Regions from separate parts of the Homo sapiens genome. Here region 1 is linked to region 2. The links are chromatin contacts, found by Hi-C in ENCODE. All regions are on one chromosome and are shown on one strand. Each heading gives the region's core, a stretch centred on a gene start or an enhancer-like site at or near the end of the contact. The rest is flanking DNA. Distances are from core to core; before and after follow the strand shown. Region 1 holds the start of ZNF175 (zinc finger protein 175). Region 2 holds the start of LENG8 (leukocyte receptor cluster member 8).

Region 1 (3,520 bases), core at 578-3,077, 2.9 Mb after region 2:
CACTCCACAAATATTTCCTGAGGGCACTGAGGTGAAGTCACTGTGTCAGACATTGGAGTAGACAAAGTTCAGAAAGCCCAACTCTAGTTATTAGTCAGGGTTAAAAATAAAGACTGAGTCTGGACTAAATGGTGAATTCATTGCAGCTTTGCCACATTTTCACTGTGAGAATATGAAAATATTACTTTAGTTGTAGTTTCCAAAATGAAAATGCAGGTATTTATCACAGATGTTGGGAAACTTAACCAAGATGAAGCTTGTCAAGTCCTCAGTGCCTGCCTGGCACGTGATAAATATGAATTAAAAAAAGAAAGTTGTCAATTTAATTGTCAGCTAAATATCATGGGCATTATCATACCCATTTTGAGGATGAGGATAATGAGGCTGTGTGCTGTTACATAATTTGCCTGAAGGTTACTCAGTCTGTAAATGGAAAAACAGGGAATCAGCCCCACATCTGCCTTGTTCTAAACTGTACACTGTCTCCACTATCTCATGTACCCATACGTGGCCAGCTTCCAGAAACACCATTTCCTCTTTCTGTTGCCTTCATAGAACTCAGGCCGGGAGGTGGCTCTGTCTGGTGTACCTATTCTGAGCTTCTGGACTTTTCAGTCCCCGTCCATAATACACCACACACAGACCAGCCTCTTCTGACTAGAGCTAAAACTTAAAATCACTGTCCCAATCCCCATCTTGACACAGAAAATTTGCAGACATGCATCAGGGCCTCCAGTTACCATTTCTTGCCTGTCCACAATAAGTTGCCCCCACCGCACCTGAATGCAATCACTGACAGGACTGACTTTCAGAAATCCCCAATGAGTGTACTACAGGGCTGCCAGAAAGTTCCAAAATGCCTCCCAGTCACTGACATGGCACAGGCTTCTGAAATCTTTACTGCCCTGATAGCCAAGAAATGTTTCCCAGCGAGCACAATTTTCTGGTTTCCATAAAACGACAAATAATCCCCAACATAGGGGTCCAAATGAAATGCCCCAATAGGAAACCATCATCGATGTGCTCAACTGTCAATTACTGATCCTTACCATGTCCAAGGGACCCAAGAAGAGGCCAACACTGACCCACCCACCAATCCCTGAAGGACCCCAACACTCACTGCCTAGAAAGCAATGCATTCACCCTCACAAATCCCCATCATTGACCCCCTACGCCTCCAGTCAACTGGCTGCCATAGGCTACCCCTGGCAACCCCACTCTACTGATTCCTATAGGTTGCCCATCACTGGTCCCCTGAGAGTGTTACAGTGTGATCCTCAAAGTCCTCCAACCTCTGAAGCTCTTGGCTGCCAATCAATCACTGACTCCCCTAGTCCCACGGACAGTGAATCCCTTCCCTGAACGTCCTCCAGCACCATCCGCAAAGGCGCTCTTAAGATGCACGTTCACTGTCCTCAAGTTAGCAAGTTTCGTGGACCAATATAAAATCCGATATTAAAGTACACTTGGAATTTAAGTCACAAAAATACTACAAGCAGAAAATAAGCAAGAAAAGAGGGAAAATTAACAGGCTAATTATCCAACTAAAATTAGCAAACGCCACTTACCCCACAGCACCCATCACCCACCCCAGAAACCCCTCATCGCTCAGCCAAAACAAGCCCGTCACTCACCTCACAGCCTCGTCTTCAGCCGAGAAATCCCTTTATCACGCACCCCCACCCCCAACAAGCCCCTCATCACTCCCCCAAAGCCAGCCGCCCCTTCCTGACCCTACAGAACCCCCACTGCTAATATTCCCAATCACTTCAGCGTCCAGTAAGCGACATAGGCTTAGATCCACTTAACAACAGAAGCTAAATGGTCGCTCTAGGCCACTTCCGGTTTGGGTTACATTCCCGTTAGGATTTCCGTAGGCGCTGTTGAACCGCGCGCATGCCCACTAACACTTTTGAAGCTACGCTCCGCCAACAGTTATCATGGCGTATAACGGCGTACCTTTATTCCGCGGTTCATTCAACTTCAGAAACTTGGTAGGGAGGACGGCATGGCCGCACCCATACGGATTATGATATTGGAGGCCGCCATCGTCAAAGGGCTTTTATTCCGTACAGCCAAGGACAAATGGAATGTCACAGAGTAAAAGTCTTGGGTCCTACATTGGCAGGGGACCTATTCAATACTTGTGTATATATATTTCTAGGAGAAACTGACATGTATTCTGAAAAATACTTTTTCTCTATATTTTTCCCTCTGATTTAAAGACTTTTTTTTCCTGAATTGCTGAACAACTCACTGTCTTTAATAGCACTTTTGAAAATGTTATCTTTCTGAGAAATTGTATCTTTGTTATCCTTACACCATTGCTCTCTATACCTGGATGAACCTATTGATGAAGTAACCTACCAAGCGACCACCTGAAGAGAGAATTTAGGGCTCTTGGGACACTTCATTTAAAGAGAGGCGAATGAAAAAAATATAATCAAGTTAAAGGAAAAAAACACAATTACTGAGATCAATGTCAGCCAGCCCAACTGGGCAGAATTTTCAGGAAGAGGTTGTTCAATCAAATAAACAAAAATATATTCTAGAAGGTGAGTAATAGCAATCATAAAATTAAAAAAATGGCTGATTATGGGAAATAGGAGGCAGGGCTGAGTGAGGATCTGAAGGTGAAGATCTGAAATGATCCTTCTTTTTTAAAAAATAGTAATTTAAATATATTGCTTTCGTAGTTTGTGCCATTTTGTAGTTACCGATTTTACATTCTGTGTTCACAGCTTCTGCCACCCCATCTCTGCACTTAAAGCCACCATATTACTTTTAATTACTTCATACCTCATTTTTAGTCCATTTGAATAATAAAATAAGACTGCTTAGCCAATGAAGCATTTTTTTGAACATGGTTTCCCAGGAATAGTTGAGTTTTCACATTAGTATCTGAACCTAACTTTGTTACATGAAGCATGAAACCTGCTTTTATTTTAAAACATCAATTATATATTTACTGTAAGCAAATAGTGTAAAATCAATAAAAACACTTATCTTTATTATGTGAGAAAGTGTGACATTTTGTTTGAGTTACTAAGAAATTCCCCGGACTTAGAACTTTTGAATTTTCTCCACTTATAAATCTGAGACTATTCTTTACTGTGTCATAGGATTTACCCTACGGCTTTGGTACATTTTATTTAAAAAAAGGAAAATGCAGAGAGTGAAAATTGAGATAGAAGTAGGAGGCTTTAAGTACAACAGCCCCGCATGTGTATGTTCAGGGCAAGTTAAGGCGTCCCTCCACTGGGACATCTGTATATCTGTAGGATGAGGGGTAACTGCGCCCTCATACTCTTAGTGGGGCAGGCATACCCTAAGGTGACACCTACTGAGTCACACCTTGTACAAATCCATCCCTTTGAGTGCAAACGGAACCTGAGATTTGCTTCTTACCAACAGAATATGGCAAAAGTTATGGGACTTATCTCTATTATTAGATTATGATATTAAAATCTATGGGAACTTGAACATCATCTGCAAATACTGGAAATATTTCTCAGTTTCT
Region 2 (3,185 bases), core at 149-2,648:
AGGAACCTGAACCAAGAGGATGGATGCTATAATGAGAAGAGTCTGAGGGAACCCTTAAGGCTGAGAGGGTGGAAAGGTTTCCGAGAACTCTGTGAAAAGGGAGGCCTTTCAGGGAGCATCGAGGGGGCTGGAAGAATATTGGAGAAGAGAAGAAAATTTTGAGAGGAAAAGGGGATTTTCCGGAAGTTAACCCTGGAAGCAAGTGGTCGTTGAGCGTTCCTGAGAATGCCAACGTGAACCCCAACGTGAAGAAATGGGTTCTTAGCACTGACAGACTGATTTCAAAAAGGTCTCCGAAGGGCAGTAAAGAGACCTACGTGGGAGTCCTCAGTGGGACTACCCCTGCCTGCTTCCACGGGAGGTTCCCGGAAGCAGGGGTAGGGCTGGGAGAGAAAAGGGATCACCGTGGTTGGGTGTCTGGACATAAAGCTTTGGGAATGCCAAAGAAGACCCAAAACATGTTCAACGAATTAAGAGTGGGGTACAGAGAGAATTGGAAGAAAAGTGGAGTGTCTCCGGAGCAAGGATTCAGGAGCCTAAACTCCCGAGAGGGAGTAACTGATAAGTAGGATAATTAATCCCGCAGGAGAACCGGAATTCCCACGAGTTGACGGGATAGGAACGGGAGTCTGGAGCTGGGGAAAAGCCCTAGAAACGCAAAGGCTTAACTTAAACAGGACACAGGGCGTGGGTGGAGACGAGGGATCGTGGCGGGGACACAGGAAGAGGAGCCCCAGGGCAGAAGGGAGATTAGAGGTAAGGTCAGGAGTTGGGGGCTGGACAGAGGACTCCCGGACGGGTCTCAAGAACAGAGACAGGCATCAGACGCGAGGCCTGAGGTCCCGGGAGCACCTGGCCGTCCCGCAGGCTGGGCGAAGGCAAAGGAGGACGCCGGGTGGAGGAGGCCGCTCGGATCCCCACGACTAGCCACGGAGCCACTGCCCAGGCCGCGCCTGCGCACCACGCCCCAGAAAGACGCGCAGGAGCCGCCCGTCGCCCGGGGCAACACCCGGTCAACGGCGAGTGAGGGGCGCCCCGGGGCCCCGAGAACTCCAAGGGAGAGGAACGGAAATTAGAAGACGACGGCGCACGCGCGCTAGTGCCCGAACGCGCGGCCCCAGGCCCGGTGCGCAGGCGCAGTGGCTGCCCCTGCGCCGCCACACCCTGTCGACGCTCGCGCGCGGCGTCTGCTGCTGCGACGGCCGAGAAGGCCTCGGGGCTCGCGGGGCGCAAGACCAAAAGGAGATGCTATCCCCGCCCGCCTGCTCGCCTGCCGCTCCCCTTACCAACCAGGATCCTTCGCTGCAGGGACACGCCAACAACCACCCAGGCGATCAGCAACACGGCCACGACACCGCTGTGCCACCCGGCTGGCTCTGGTCTTCTTTGGCTTCGACGTCCTGACCGCGGCGTCCTGACGTCACGCGGCGGCCTTGCACCGCCTCCCTCGGCCCTGCACAGCCAATGAACGCCACGAGCTGCGCTTGAGCCCGCCTTCCTGCCCACGCACTTACGCATGAACATTTTAAGGCAGACCGGAAGTCTGGGTGGGGACGGTGGCCCCGAGGAGACAAGCGTGGCCGCATTAGCTCTTTCTGCCTCCCACGCAGCCTTATTTTTTTTATTGTTGTTTTCTTGTTGCTGTTGTTGTTGTTCTCGGAGACGGAGTCTTGCTCTTGCTCTGTCGTCGCCCACGATAGAGTACAGTGGCGTGATCTCTGCTCACTGCAACCTCCGCCTCCTGGGTTCAAACAATTCTGCCTCAGCCTCCGGAGTAGCTGGGATTACAGGCGCGCGCCACTATGCCCGGCTAATTTTTGTGTTTTTAGTAAAGACGGGGTTTCACCATGTCGGCCAGGCTGTTCTCGAACTCCTGACCTCGTGATCCCTCCGTCTCGGCTTCCCAAAGTGCTGGGATTACGGGCGTGAGCCACCGTGCCCGGCCGCAGCCTTGTTTTGACTGAGTCAGTGGGAGCCATTACTGTTCCTAAATGTAAACTGGCGTGACAGGAGTTCCGGGATTGTCCACAGCACGGTGATGTGGAAGCCCTGGGGAGAGAATGATAAAGAAAGGGGATGAGGAACAGCTCCACCCGGAAGAGCGGGCTTCCCTAGCAAATGAATCTGGAAGGGCGCAGGGGAGGGGGCACGGCGAGTTCAGATGGACCGAGGCTGGAAGCTGACGCGGTTGGAGGGGGATGGGTGTAGCTGTTGGCAGTGGCGCTGGGGTGGAAGTGTGTGGGGTCACAGATGTGTAAGGGTGGGCGCGGAGCAGACCCCCGAAGGTCCCTGAGGTCAGGCTGAGGCATTGGACCAAATCCGTACATAGGCATTTCTCTGAACTGCGCGCCACCTTTTGAGTGCCATCTGTTTCCGTCCAGGACTCTGATACAACTATCCAGTCCGCTGCAGGGACCGGTCACTGTGTCACAGTAAGTGGTGGGATTTAAGAGGCAGTTTTCCTCCTCATGTTCTACCATTATGAACGTCTAGCTTGAAAAATACATACCATTTTCATAACTACGTATTATTTTGTTAGTGCTAGCATAGTAGATCTTTTTCCGTTATTTTACTCTGTGGGGGGGGGGGGGTTTGTTTTGTTTTTGTTTTTGTTTTCTTTTTGGTACTAAGCTTTTTGTTCTGGAATAATTTTGGATTTATTCAAAACGTTGCAAAGACCGGGCGCGCTGGCTCACGCCTGTAATCCCAACACTTTGGGAGGCCGAGATGGGTGGATCACCTGGGGTCAGGAGTTCAAGATCAGCCTGGCCAACATGGTGAAGTCCCGTCTCTACTAAAAATACAGAAATTAGCTGGGCGTGGTGGCGCGTGCACCTGTAATCCCGGCTACTCGGGAGGCTGAGGCAGGAGAATCGCTTGAACCCAGGAGGCCAAGGTTGCAGTGAGCCGAGGTTACACCATTGCACTCCAGCCTGGGCAACAAGAGTGAAATTCTTGTCTCAAAAAAAAAAAAAAGAAAAGTTGCAAAGATCATAAGCAGTCCACCATGTTTTATGCCCACTTTCTTCTGATGCTGTCATCACAAGCACCAACAAAAGTGGTTTGTTGTAGATACTGACATGATGCATTACTGTAACTAAAACCCAGACTTTACTGGGATTTCACCACCTTTTCCTCCAATGTTTTCTTTACATGCCAGGGTACAAGCCAGGACCCACGTTCCA

What was found. Hi-C counts contacts between places; a loop is a spot of excess contacts on that map. Pooled maps may share reads with other maps.
Region 1: a loop to region 2 is called in a pooled map, with 13 times the contacts of the local background. The contact joins the promoter of ZNF175 here to the promoter of LENG8 in region 2. A Hi-C loop is called at or near these places in 4 of 50 pooled maps.

Annotation. Positions count from the first base shown.
Region 1 is chr19:51,569,590-51,573,109 of GRCh38, reverse strand. ZNF175 (zinc finger protein 175) reads right to left here and starts at 1,827. Exons shown (of 5, transcript NM_007147.4): 1 at 1,635-1,827. RefSeq lists an enhancer at 2,106-2,165.
Region 2 is chr19:54,447,412-54,450,596 of GRCh38, reverse strand. It overlaps LENG8 (leukocyte receptor cluster member 8), which reads right to left and starts at 1,398. Exons shown (of 16, transcript NM_052925.4): 1 at 1,287-1,398. It overlaps LENG8-AS1 (LENG8 antisense RNA 1), which reads left to right and starts at 1,559. Exons shown (of 3, transcript NR_126418.1): 1 at 1,559-2,035; 2 at 2,382-2,432. RefSeq lists an enhancer at 741-1,648.